3 separate regions of the Homo sapiens genome follow, and regions 1 and 3 are each linked to region 2. A link is a contact called in ENCODE Hi-C or POLR2A ChIA-PET data. All regions are on one chromosome and are shown on one strand. The core of a region is the stretch at or near the end of the contact, and the rest is flanking DNA. Distances in the headings are between cores, read along the strand shown.

Region 1 (4,561 bases), core at 1,864-4,363, 110 kb before region 2:
CCTCAACATTCAAATAAAAAGAAATCTAATGTCATTTCTATGATAGAGAAAAAGCAATACTATATATGTTCAGAAGAGTATTTTATGAACAAAGCACAATTATTTCTGTTTTTATTAGTGTTTCTACTTTTTATTGGTGTTTATGTTAAAACACACAAGAATTTTTAAACATAGGCACTCTTACCTGTCCCTAGGAAGAGCAGTCCATGCCAGACTATGTGATGTTCCAGCCGAAATCTGCTGAATAGCTATGCCATCTAAGCCACTCACTTTCTTTGGTTTAGTAATAGGACCTGTGGAATTTCCCTGACCACATTGCCCCATTGAGTTATTGCCCCAGGCATAAACTTCATTATCTAAAAACAAAATATAAAGTATTATATAAAAGAAAAGCCAAATTCAAATGTAATATATTTACACAAGACAACAGTTAATACTATTTCCTTAAAAACAAATGACTTTACCATGAGAAAGAGCCAAACAATGACTGTCTCCAATAGAAACATCAACTATTCTTGTGGCAGCCAGTTCTTCAATAAGCTTGGGTCTCAAAGCAGTAGCTTCTGAAGAACCACAACCTAGACAAGCTCCACAGCCCCAAGCATAGACCTGAAAAAAACAGAAATACGTTACACATAACTTCCTGAGATGATTAGATTGTTGGCTTTAGGGATAAATGAAATCTATGAAACTAAAGTGTGGTTTGATAGTAAATAACTTTCTGATGTTAAAATCATTTTGATCATTTTAAAGATTGTTACAGCGATTTATCATGCTGCCTTTAGGCATTCACTGTATAGGCAGAAAAACAGCTGATCTGAAAATAAAAATAACTGGTCATAGAAAAAACAGAAAGGTCTTCTGAGAGGGTCTGCTAAACCACTAATCGGCTTGCAATTTGTTATATTTGCCCCATCTCACCAGCTTTGAAAATACCATCTTAAAACTTCTCCTTTATGTGTTTCTCACTATTCCGGTGAGATTTAAGATTAGAACAAGGTATTATCATATAAAATGGATTATATAAATCACAAAACTGATGTTTATTATTTAGTTTTAGAAATACCTCACCTCATTATTGCAATAATTATCACTTACAAAGAGGGCCATGTGAAGCAGTAACAAGGTAGTTCCCCTTAAACATCTTCATTTTTGACTAATGAATACCAAAAGAATCACTAACTGATTTAAGATGCTTGGGGAAAGGGTTAGGTGGGAAAAAAAAATTTTGTCTTTGGCAAGACAAATAGGTGACTGACTGACAATTTGGCAACCCAAAATCAACAAAATCAAAACAATCAGCAATCTGAATGATTTTTTTTCTTTATCTTCAATAGATTTTGGTAAGATTATATAGATTCTTATCTTCATGCCATCAAATTTGAGAATTTGTTTTTGTCTTGCAATTATTTTAGGAAAGACTGCTGCTGAGAGATTAAACCACTTCAATTAAAAATAAAGAGCACTGTCCGGATGTAGTGGCTTAAGCCTGTAATCCCAGCACGTTGGGAGGCTATGGCAGGAGGATCACCCAAGCTCAGGAGTTCAATACCAGCCTGGACAATGTGGCAAGACCCGATCTCCACAAAAATTTAAAAAAATTGGTCAAGCATTGTGGCACAGGCCTGTGGTCCCAGCTACTCGGGAGCTGGGATGGGGAAGATCTCTTGAGCCCAGGAGGTAGGTCAAGGCTGCAGTGAGCCATGTTTGTGCCACTGTACTCCAGCCTGAGCAAAAGAGTGAGACCCTGAGTTCAAAATAAAATAAAATGAGAACATATATTTGTACTTGTTTCCAGATAACTTACTTAAGTATAGAATGCAACAAGATTCCAGTACATAAGGCATATTTTAGGAGATGTTAGGAACTAAAGATAACGACAGTGAAATAATGTATACTCAAAATCATCACAGAAGATTTCCTAAATCACTCATGAGGTATCATATACACTCATGCACCATTCGGTCAATAGCAGACCACATTATACAACAGTGGTCCCTTAAGATCTAACGGAGTTTTGATGCCAGTATTTTTACTGTAACTTTTCTATGTTTAGATATGTTTAGATACATACTTACCATTATATTACAATTTCTGAAGGTATTCAGTACAGTAACATGCAGTACAGGTTTGTAACCTAGGAGCAATAGGCTATACCATATAGTCTAGGAGCGTAGTAGGCTACACCATCTAGGTTTGTGTGGTACTCTCTACAATGTTCTCACAATAACAAAATGGCCTAATAACACATTTCTCAGAACATATCCCATTAAGTGACACATCACTGTAATACTGTCACTCAGTAAGGCCTACATAGAGTTTTCTCTTGCAGCGTTCCTTCGGTTGAGCACCAGATGAGAAATACTTGGCTTGCCTTTAGAGACTGGACCATACTATATAGTATGGTGGGAAGTCAGTACAGAAGAGGCCTGAAAGTGCTGAGACAGACTGAGGGAAAAGCAAATGTTGATCATTATTTCATGCTCAAGTTTAATGGTAAAGAAAACTATTCTTACCCATTAAAAGTATTTCTGACTTTATTTTTTTCACGCATATATATTTGATTTCATATAACTTAAGGTACTCATAATACAACTATTCTATACAGCAAACAGTTTACAAGTTCTCTTGGAATTCAATGTAATGGATTTATTATTATTATTACTATTATTACTACCACTACCAACTAATAGTTGAATAGTATTGGATAATCTATAGAAACTCTCAATTCTAATGATTATCTTATGTGATCACTTGTATGCAAAGCAGAAATTATTACTCCTTCATAAAAAAAGAAGCACATGATGCTCAAGGGGTGTCTGTTATTTGCCTGTGTGTATACATCAAATACATAAGCATCTTCTAACTTCAATTCATGGATTCTTACTACAAAAACCATAGTGAGAAACACGTAGAAGAGATATTCTTAAGGCAGCAACTAGCTAATGTAATGATGAATAGCTTGAAGATTTTTAGAACACAAGGCATTCTAGTTTCTCAGTGAATAATCAAATTATATGCTGATTTCAGCTTTTCTGCTCCTCTGCCTTGTCAATTAGTCATAAAACACTTTTATACCACTGCCTGACACAAGGTGGCCTCCTATACATGACAGAATAAGTGGCCAGCTCACTTTTTTACTGCCATAACTGATGGATACACAGGGACAAATATTGTCAGTCTATAATTATACCTGGCTCCTCCCTATCCTCAACAAACAAATAGGGTAAGAGTGAAAATACGCATGTAAAAGTTCGAAGCTTATAAGCTATAAAAGTACAAAGCTTATGAGCCTTTATAAAGGCTCATAAAATTCTGACTATCCTAAGCTTGACTTCACACTGTTTCTCAGAAACACCTAACTCTCTCAGAATATTTTCCATACCTAAGTGTTCTCTTTACCCTCCTTTTTGATCACCCTCTTGCCTTCTTAGTTCATATCACTGGCTCCATCAAGATCTAGTTCAGCTTTCCCCGACTATCCATAATGTTTTAGAAAAGGTTTAAGGGAAGCTAAATGCTAAAACATTTTAGAAAGTCAGTTTAATACAAAGAACAGAGGCTCCACTAAGATTTATCTGGGTCACATATGCCAGGTTAGAAAACCTGGTTCCTTCTCAGATACTCTACTTCAAACAGAAGAAGATATTTCATTTTAGCATGTTGCCTAAAAATGTATTTATTTGAACTTTAAAATTTAAATACAAGTATTACTTTTTAGTCACCTAATCCTCTGAAATACTCTAAGTCTTTTATACTCATCCCTTAGTCCTACCTGCCCTGTTGATGTCAAAGCAAGTGAAGACTGGCTCCCAGCACAAACTTTGCGAATGAACATTCCTTGTAAAGCTTCAATAACTTTAGGTTTATACACTCTGTTGGTATCACCATGACCAAGTTTACCTATAAAAACAAACACATTAAACAATTTACTTGTTTTAAAGAACCTCTACTCTTTTTAACACTACTAAAGTTGATAAGGAGCTCTAATGTTTCCATCACTAACCTGGCAGATATGAAAAGCTATGTTTCTGATAGCTGAGGATGTTAACAAACGAGCATTTTTATTACAAGAAAGTTAACAACCACTGATAGCCTTTTATATCTTAATTTCAAGCAATTAAAATCAAGCAATTTAAAATCACTTTAAAAGAAACATAGACAATTATTTTTCTGTCTTTCTCCCCCTTTAATGGCTATATTTCTAACTTCAAATTTGCTGACAAAATATACAGGTACTATATGCGTATAATTTTTCATAAACTTTAAAAAAGAATGTATATGCATATAATTTTTCATAAACTTTTTAAAAAATCAATAGCTCATGAAATTGAAAACTGGACAAATCATTAAAGAAGAAAAACAAATGGCCAATCATCTACAAATCCAACCACACCAGGAATAAAAAAAAGTATAAATTAAATGATACCATTTTCACTATTGAAATTATTTAATTAAATTTAATACATGCTGTTGTTGAAGACTATGGGGAAGTAAGCATTCACACTGCTAGTAGGAGTGACTAATTAAAGTAGACATAGATTTAGTCATTCATTGTGTT
Region 2 (4,602 bases), core at 857-3,356:
CAAGCGATCCTCCTGCCTCAGCCTCCCAAAGTTCTGAGATTACAGGAGTGATTCACTGTGTCTGGCCCCAGGCATAGATATTGTTGTGGTAAATAGCAATAGTAATATTAGCAATAGCTGCAGCAGTAATAGTAGCAGTAGCAGCAGCAACTGCAGTAGTATTGGTAGTAACAGTAGTAGCAATGATGGAGATGGTGGTAGGAGTAATAATAGCTACCACTACTATTTACTGAGACTTTCCTGTGTTCTAGGACCTATGCTGAGTGCTTTAACTGCATTATTTTATTTCATCTTCACAACCACCTTGGGCAAGGTGGCCGTAACACTCCCATTTTACAGATGAGACAATGAAGCTCTGAGCTATCACGCAACCTAGCAGAGCTTGGATTTGAATCAGGTCTGTTTGCCTGCAAGACCCATGCTTTTAACTACCATGTTTGCTTCCTTCCTATGGAAAATGTTTTTTGTTTGTTTTTTTGAGACAGAGTCTTGCTCTGTTGCCCAGGCTGGAGTGCAGTGGTACAATCTTGACTCACCGCAACCTCTGCCTCATGGGTTCAGGTGATTCTCGTGCCTCAGCCTCCTGAGTAGCTGGGACTACAGATGCCTGCCACCATGCCCGGTTGATTTTGTATTTTTAGTAGAGATGGGGTTTCACCATGTTGGCCAGGCTGGTCTTGAACTCCTGACCTCAAGTGACCCACCCTCCTGGGCCTCCCAGAGTGCTGAGATTACACGTGTGAGCCACCATGCCTGGCCTTTTTATTTGGTCAGCTACCAGGCTGTTGTGTTGGTTGTCATGGGAATGGATCGTAAGTCCTCTATATTAGTTTCCTGTTTTGAAAATGAATTATGACGAATGTAGTAGCTTAAAACAATACAAGTTTATTATCTTGCAGTTCTGGAGGTCAGAAGCCTGAAAAAAAAATGGGTCTTATGGGGCTAAAAGCAAGGTGTTAGCAGGGCTGCATTCTTTCTGGAGGCCCTAGGGGAGATCCATTCCCTTGCCTTTTCCAGCTTCTGATGTCATCTGCATTCTTTGGCTCATGGCTGCTTCCTCCATTTTTACAAAGAACATCACTCCAACCCCTGCTTCTGTCTTCTTCTCTGCCCTGCCTTTCTTTTATAAGGACTCTAGTGATTGCATTGGGCTCACCTGGCTAATCTGGGATCATCTCCCCATCCCATGATTTCTAATTTAATCACATCTGCAAGACCTCTTTTTGCCATGTAAATTAACATAGGTTCAGGAATTAAGATGTGGACATCTTTGAGGGGCTGTTATTCGATCTACTATACTCACCAAGTGCCAGTTTCCTCAACCAAAAGCCAGGCTATGAGTTGGCCATGGGAGTGAGAAGTGAGACAGGAGGGAAGGCCTACTGAGTGGCACATGCCTACCCTGCCCTCAGATGCTCTCTCACTGGGGTTATGAAACTTGCAGACATGGGGTTGGTCTGCAGAAGGATGTGTCAAGAATAGAGGGCCAGGCTGGGCATGGTAGCTCATGCCTGTAATCTCAACACTTTGGGAGGCTGAGGCGGGCAGATCACTTGAGGTCAGGAGTTCGAGACCAGCCTGGCCAACATGGTGAAACCCTGTCTCTACTAAAAATACCAAAAGAACTAGCCAGGTGTCATGGTGCATGCCTGTAATCCCAGCTACTCAGGAGGCTGAGGCAGGAGAATCACTTGAACCCAGGAAGTAGAGGTTGCAGTGAGCTAAGATGGCCCCACTGCACTCTAGCCTGGGCGACACCAGTGATACGTCTCAAAAAAAAAAAAAAAAAAAAGAAAAGAAAAAGAAAAAAGAAAGAATAGAGGGCCAGAATGAAAGGAGCTAGTTGTTCACCCACAGAATTCAGAGTTGGGCAAAGTTAGAAGCAATGGAGAAGGCATTTAGCAGGCTTTTGTAGGCCACTGTAGGCTTTCCTCACTGCAAGATTTTTGACAGACTGCTAGAATACCTTCTGGAGCAGAAAGCTCACTTCTTCACAAGAGAGCCAAGGCCATTGCTGGCAGCTGTGTTAAAAACTTCTTCCTTAGTTGAAGTCTACTTCCTCAGAAATGCACCCATTGGTCCTATCTCTACAGAGGCTGAACAGCTGCTCCCCCACCCACTGCCTTCCGGAGGTGAGGCTTTCAAGTGTAATGAAATCTTTGAAAGGTGCTTGTACTAAATCAAAGACACCAGCTGCACCCAGGGTGTACCAGCTGCCATCATCCACTGCCACAGGAACAGTGGATCTTCTAGGTGCTTTCAGAGTCCATGAACCAGTGACAATACTAGTCTGGTGCCTGCCACAAACAAACAGGCTCTTTAAAGCAGTGCCCTGGATCAAAGAGCAGAACCAGATCATCCTTGGAAGAAAAGGGCCGAGCAGATTTGGAAACGCGGCCAGATGCCCCAGACTCCTCTCCTTATAGCAGCTGTCAGAATTACAAGAAAGTATCTGTTGATGTCCCTGGTCCCTGTGCCCTGAAAACCTTCCTCCTCACTCTCTGGCCTAGGAGTAGAAATGGTTTCCTGCTGCTGCTGATCTGAGTTGTGTCATACTCTCCAGTGCTTTCTTGATTCTTCCATTGCTTGTGTGATGTCTATTAACATCTTTCTGTTTTAAATACTCAAAGTAGTATTCGTTTTCAGACTAGACATTACTCATGTAGGCTATGTTACCTGTATTACATTACCTATATATGTTACCTTCAGCTGTCATGCTTCAAGCACCCCCTTGCTGTTCTACAAGTGCTAAATTTCCTCCTTTAGACTAGCTATTCATTTTCCCATTTAACAGCCTTGGTAACTGATTTAGAAAAAATCTCTCTCTCTCTTTTTTTTAAAGAATCTCTGAAAAGGAAGATACAGGTCTGTGTGATCCACAAAGATCAAGAGTAGGGTCCAGGCCAGGTGCAGTGGCTTATGCCTGTGAACCCAGCACTCTGGGAGGCTGAGACAGGTGGATCACCTGGGGTCAAGAGTTTGAGACCAGCCTGGCCAACATGGTAAAACCCTGTCTCTACTAAAAATACAAAAATTAGTGGCTTGTGCCTATAGTCCCAGCTGCTTGGGAGGCTGAGGCAGGAGAATTGCTTGAACCTGGGAGGCAGAGGTTGCAGTGAGCCAAGATTGCACCACTGCACTCCAGCCTGGGCACAGAGTGAGACTGTCTCAAAGAAAAACAAAAAGTGGGGTCCAGTACCCCTCAATTCAACAAATATTCACTTGGTTCCCAGCATTCATTCATTCATTCGACAAATATCTATTGAGCACTGCTATTTTTCAAGCACTGTTGTAATTGGAGGGATACAGCAGTGAACAAGACAAAGTCTTTGCCTTAATGGAGTTTATATTTAAGTGGGAAGAGACGGACAATGAACAAATAACAAATAAATCTACAGTATATCAGACTGTGATAAGAGCTACAGAGAAAATACAAAGCTGGGTAAAGGAGTGAAGAGTGCCCAGATAGACATTGCTGGGATCGCTTGAGGTCAAGAGTTCAAGACCAGCCTGGGCAACATGGTTAAACCCAGTCTCTACTAAAAATACAAAAATTAACTGGGCATGGTGGTATGTGCCTGTAGTCCCAGCTACTTGGGAGGCTGAGGCATGAGAATCGCTTGAACCTGGGAGGCAGAGATTGCAGGGAGCCGAGATTGGGCCACTGCGCTCTAGCCTGGGTGGCAGAGCAAGACCCTATCTCAAAAAAAAAAAAAAAAAGTGAGTATAAACAAATGGGGAGGTTTGTGGACTGAACTCTGAACATTCCTGTGTTCAGAGGTTAGGAAATTATGGAAGAACCAGGAGAGGGGACTGAAGAGACAGGGTGTGTGTATGTGTGTGTGTGTGTATGTGTGTGTGTAGCAAGGAGAGAGGAGAGACTGTGAATGATCCTTGGGTAACTGCAGTCCATGTCTGTCTGTATGTCTTGTACCTCTGAGTTTGTGTAGCAGAGGACAGCCACATGGACTTTGAGTCTGCAAGCAAAGTTCCAGGCATGCAGTGAAAGTTCAGTGACCTCCCCAAAAAGGGTCCATAAACTCAGTTCATGGGTCTCTCCAAGAAGCCCCTACAACTTGAGTTCAATGCAGTCCTCAAGAATGTCCTGTTGGACCTGAGTTTATCAGCCTCCCCAGACAGCCTCACAGTTAGAGTCAGTACATTTCCTAAGAACCCCCTGCCTGAATTCAGTGAGCCCCTGCAGCCTAAATTTCGCACATTTCCCAGAAAGGTCCCACAGCCTCAGTTCAGTCACTTCGCTAGGGTGTCCTTAGAATCTGAGTTCTGAGCACTTCTCAAAGGTTCCTGCAGCCCGAGTTCAAAGCATTTTGACCTCCCTGCAGGCTGATTCCCTCTATGTCCTACCCCCAGGAAACCCCTGTGCCTCTAGTCCCCATCACTCCAGGCTCACCCTCAGGCTCTAAGTTACCAAGGCCCAAGGCCAGGAAGGCATGTGAAGCCAGGAGTCTTTTACTTCAGGGAAGAAAGGACACTAGGTCTCTCTCTCTCTCTCTCTCTGTCTCTCTCTCCTGCTTACTCTGACAAAGGCCTCTGCCCCTTGCTGGCAGCCTAGTGTCCCCATCTGCCAAGCCCCTAGGAGAC
Region 3 (4,631 bases), core at 1,190-3,689, 110 kb after region 2:
TGCACAATGGCTGAACATAGGAGAAGCTGATTAAATACCAGCCTGAAGAGAGGTTGTTCACATTCCAAAGGTAGGCAAGAGAGTGAACCCTCTTCTATTACCTGCCCCTTCAAGCTGGAAGGTGTGCATAGAGAACAGGTTATGGGTAAGGGTGTGGAGACAACATGCTGGCTGTGTTCCTGGGGCAGTAAGGACCCTGAGCTTGGGAAGGAGTTAACAGAATATAAGCAGGAGAGGAAAGTGAAAATCCATCATGGAGAATGAAAATCAGGAAGAAAAATGTGGATTTTATATGGTGGGAAACAACACAGAACCAAGAAGCCTCCTCTAAGCTACCAGCTGGATCTTAATTGCATGATCCCCTCCAGGAGACAGAATGTTCCAGCCAGGAGGCATGCATACCCACATTCTGGCTCCAGGAAACATGTACCCGATCCTGAGGTAATCCTTCTGAGTTCCAGCTACTCATCACTTCCTGAAGTTGCCCAGGTGGGCCTAGGCCAAGGGACCCACGGGTGGAAGAATCAGAAAGCTCAGGTCCTCACAACTCTAAGGATACCTGGCCATGGTGGGGACTGGCAGCATCCTCACCTCACATGCATCCAGAGAAAACCCAGACTGTTTCCAGGTAATGGAAAATGTCCAGGTTAGCCCCGGAGCCTCACCAGCCCTCGCCAGCAGTTCTACCTAGCAACCAACTCAGCTCTCTGCTGGACAATTTATTAACAGAACTGTACTCACAGGGTTTGTTTTCCTAGTCTATGGGGCCCACAACACTGTAACAAAAGTTCTATTTCCTTTTCCTCTATTCTGAGAAGGGGAATAACAATAACAGCTACTATTACCGAGCACCTATTCCATATCTGGCACTTAATGCTTCTCTCTAACCCTTACAGCTCTGCCAGGTAGGTATTATTTGCATTGAAGCTGAAAAGCTGAGGTTCAGGTGTATCATGGTACATGGTAACTCAGCCTGGCTAACTCCAAGCCAGTGCTCTCCCCACCACAGCGAGCTGCCATAAAGGCAAGCCAAACATCACGAACCTGCTGCAGTCATTGGTGCCTGTTGGGCTCCAGCCACTCCTCCTACCAGACCCATTCAAGAAAAGACAAAGGAGCCCATTTTGAAGCAGCTCTCCTGGAGCCAGCAAAGACACAATAAAACAACAAGTTAATTGTCCACAGCAGTACCAGGAAGTCACACAGGTGCAATCAAGGCAGACCATTTCCTGCTGTTACTACCCTGAGGTCCAAAGGCCTGCCCAGGCCTCACCATCCTTGGTGACCCCCATTTTTACCCTGTGACGCCTCAGTAAAACTCTGGAAGACTTCTGTTGGAGGTATTAAAAAATACCGTGACAGCCAGGAGCAGTGGCTCATGCCTGTAGTCCCAACACTTTGGGAGGCTGAAGTGGGCAGATTGCTTGAGCCTAGGAGTTGCAGACCAGCCTGGGCAAAATGGCAAAAACCCATTTATACAAAAAAATACAAAAATTAGCTGGCCATGGTGGCATGTTTCTGTAGTCCCAACTACTTGGGAGGCTGAGGTGGGAGGATTACCTGAGCCTGAGAGGTCTAGTCTGCAGTGAGCTGAGATCACGCCACTGCACTCCAGCCTGGGTGACAGAGTGAGACCCTGTCCCCCCCAAAAAGAAACACCAAAAACAAACTGACAATCATGGCCAGACGCAGTGGCTCATGCCTGTAATCCCAACACTTTTGAGAGGCTGAGGCGGGTGGACCACTTGAGCCCAGGAGCTCAAGACCAGCCTGGGCAAACATGGCAAGACCCCGCCTCTACAAAAAATACAAAAATTAGCCAGGTATGGTGGCACACGCCTTTAGTCCCAGCTATTCAGGAGGCTAAGGCAAGTGGATAGATTGAGCCCAGGAAGTCGAGGCTGCAGTGAGCTGTGATCACACCACTGTGTTCCAGTTGGGTGACAGAGCGAGACTATCTCTATTAAAAAAAAAAAAAAAGTGACAGTGAGCCTAAGGAAGGAGGACCATGCTAAGGGGACTCATAGAAGGTCACCCTATCAGGCAGAGTAGAGTAAGAGCTGGGGTAGGGACTCATATGGGAACTGAGCTCATGCCCTGGCATAGCCACTGTGAGATAATGGACATGCCAGACCCTCTCTGGGCCAGGGGCACAAGCCAGAACTTGGGTGTCATCCAGAACCCTGTCCCCTCCTTCATCTCTACCTCTAATTAGGCACCTAATCAATCCTCAGATTGACCTCTGCAAAAGATCTTGACTCTGTCCTCTCCTCACATCTTACCTAGATTATTGCTTTAGCCTCCTAGCTGAGCCCCAGCCTCCAGGCTGTCTCCAGCCTATCCATCCTCCCAGCCAGAGGGATCACTCTGAAACAAGTACATGCTTACCTCACTTCTCTGCTCACCTGAACCCTTATCTCTCAGGGTAAAGTGCAAGCTCCTTGGCTTAGCTCCCAGACCCTTGTGTCTGCTTCCTGCACTGTTCCTGGCTTCTTCCCCAGCCACTCAGCACACACTTCCCATGCCTGTACTTCCCTGAATGCATTGTGCTGTTTTGTGACCATGTATTCTGCTGGCCTTTCTTCCTTATAAGGCCCTTCTCTTCTTCTATTTCCTACCAATCCTTCAGAACTCAACTACATAGCACTTTTTCCAGGGAGCCCTCTCTGATATCCCGGTTGGACTTAGATGTCCCCTCCTTTAGCCTCCCCACCCACCCTGGGCTTCCTTCTAGCATAGTACTTAGAGTTGCTGGTTTTTCTATCTCCTACACTAAGGTTCCTGGAAAAGATGAAGTAATCTCAGACAGGGCCTCAGTGAATTTTGTATCAGCAGCAATACCCAAGCACCCAGCACCATGCTTGAAAGACCACAGGGATTTCTGGATAGAAAAATGAAGGGATCTCCCCAGCAAACAGGTCATAGAATTGATCAAAGTTAGAGGACTTTACACATTAAGTATCTGTATAGGCTCATCAGTCTATGCAACTGAGCTCAGTTACTAAGGGAACTGATCCTTCTACTTTGACCACATTCTTGCTTTATGAAGTCCTATGTGGTCACAGTGAACTCTCTCAGTCCTGAATACCAGTCACCATAAATGATCAGTGGCCCCTACAAGCAGTTTTATGACCACAGTTTGGAGCACAGTAGGGGTTGTGAGTTGGGGAGGGCAGCCAGTGGTCCCTGGGCTCCAGGATTTACAAGCTCTGGTCAAGGGATGATGGAGGCTGCACTATGAATGGGTCTGGCGAGCCAGCCAACTTCAGCAATCCTCCAAACATTTCTAGTTTTTTGTTACTGAAAAGTTCAGTCTTGTGAAAGGTGTTTGGTTTCAAGTTTCCTGTCACTGGTCTACTTATTTAGAAAGTGTTCCCCCCTGCTCCCTGAAATAAATAAGGTGCCTGAAGTCTGATTTAAGCAGCTTCTTGCAGTCAGCTCCAGTGTGCAGAAAACCTGTTATGAAAAATGAAACTGAGAAGGTGGACATTTCCGTGGCATCATCTTTCCCATGAGCTCAGGGTTTTTCACTGTAAGATGAGAAAGAAGGGCTGGTCGGCACTGGGCCCATCCTGGGAAAGACACCAGGAGGGACTAAGCCTCTTCTTCCTAAACTTGATTCTTTTCCCTTTCTCCCCTTACTGACCTTGAGATCAAAGTGAGCAATTTTCTTTGTGTGAAGGTAGTTCACCCCATCCAGGATCTGCTTAATGAAGCTGGTGGCCTCCTCCTCACTCAGTGACTCCTTCTGGGCCAGGAAATCGAAGAGCTCTCCTCCAGACACTCTGTAAAACACCAGCGGGGGGAGGGGAGGCCCAGGCCCAGTCAGCTCTGCATGTCATGAGGCTGGGCTGATAGGGGCAAGCCCTCATCCTGACCCCCCAGGGACCTTGTATGGCAGAATCCCCCTGGCTTATTTCTGGGGCTTTGTCTGTCCAGTGCCAGGGACTGACTTTGCTCCTATTTGCTTTGTTCTTTCTTTTGGATCACAAGGGCAGGAATCACCCTGGAGGTGTTGTCAGAAGAGCCTCTGCTCCCACTCTAGGCCCTGGTCCCAGTCACCCTGGAGGTTGCCCTCTCCCCTCCATATGCCTGAGATGGCAGGGGACAAAAACAAGCAGATTATTTAGCCTGAATGTTTGCGTTCCTCCAAGTTCATATTTTGAAATTCTAACCCCCAAGGTGATGGTATTAGGAGATAGGGCCTTTGGGAAGTAATTAAGTCATGAAGTTAGAGACCTCACAAATGAGATTAGTGCCCTTATAAAAGAGACCCCAGAGGGCTTACTTTCCCCTTGCACTATGTGAAGTTACAGTCAAAAGACAGCCATCTATGAGGAAGTGAACCTTCATCTTGATCTTAGACTTCCCAGACTCCAGGACTGTGAGAAATAAATTTATGTTGTTTGTCAGCCACCCAGTTTATGGTTATTTTGTTATACAGCAGCCTGAATGAACTGAGAGAGGAAATTGGTACCAAGTGTGGAGTGCTACTGTAACAGACACCTAAAAATGTGGAAGCTGCTTTGGAATCAGCTAACAAGTAGAGGCTGGAAGAGGTTTGGGGTGCCAACTAGAAAAAGCCTACATTGCCATGAATGAATGGACTGTAAGGGTGGTCCTGGTGAGGG

The links. A loop is a pair of places that touch in the nucleus more often than their neighbours do. ChIA-PET counts read pairs that join two places held with the same protein, here RNA polymerase II (POLR2A). Pooled maps may share reads with other maps.
Region 1: a pooled map shows a loop between it and region 2 (4-fold over the local background). The contact joins two enhancer-like sites. A Hi-C loop is called at or near these places in 7 of 50 pooled maps. POLR2A ChIA-PET finds 5 or more read pairs at or near these places in 12 of 52 experiments (BJ, CD4-positive, alpha-beta T cell, HEK293T and 8 more).
Region 3: a pooled map shows a loop between it and region 2 (2.3-fold over the local background). The contact joins two enhancer-like sites. A Hi-C loop is called at or near these places in 4 of 50 pooled maps. POLR2A ChIA-PET finds 5 or more read pairs at or near these places in 4 of 52 experiments (A673, CD4-positive, alpha-beta T cell, T-cell and 1 more).

What each region holds. Positions count from the first base shown.
Region 1 is chr15:63,749,183-63,753,743 of GRCh38, forward strand. HERC1 (HECT and RLD domain containing E3 ubiquitin protein ligase family member 1) reads right to left here. Exons shown (of 78, transcript NM_003922.4): 8 at 3,776-3,903; 9 at 465-609; 10 at 185-356. Among named protein-coding and RNA genes, the nearest start is that of HERC1, 82 kb to the right of the region's middle. Within about 2 kb of position 3,114, at least 2 of the 41 ENCODE cell types and tissues checked have a DNase peak (open chromatin) inside an H3K27ac peak, as active enhancers do.
Region 2 is chr15:63,858,210-63,862,811 of GRCh38, forward strand. No RefSeq gene overlaps it. Among named protein-coding and RNA genes, the nearest start is that of MIR422A, 11 kb to the right of the region's middle. RefSeq lists an enhancer at 2,252-2,311. Within about 2 kb of position 2,107, at least 8 of the 41 ENCODE cell types and tissues checked have a DNase peak (open chromatin) inside an H3K27ac peak, as active enhancers do; they include CD4-positive, alpha-beta T cell, where a contact is called at or near this core.
Region 3 is chr15:63,967,777-63,972,407 of GRCh38, forward strand. DAPK2 (death associated protein kinase 2) reads right to left here. Exons shown (of 12, transcript NM_014326.5): 4 at 3,647-3,785. Among named protein-coding and RNA genes, the nearest start is that of DAPK2, 76 kb to the right of the region's middle. RefSeq lists a silencer at 3,614-3,908. Within about 2 kb of position 2,440, at least 17 of the 41 ENCODE cell types and tissues checked have a DNase peak (open chromatin) inside an H3K27ac peak, as active enhancers do; they include CD4-positive, alpha-beta T cell, where a contact is called at or near this core.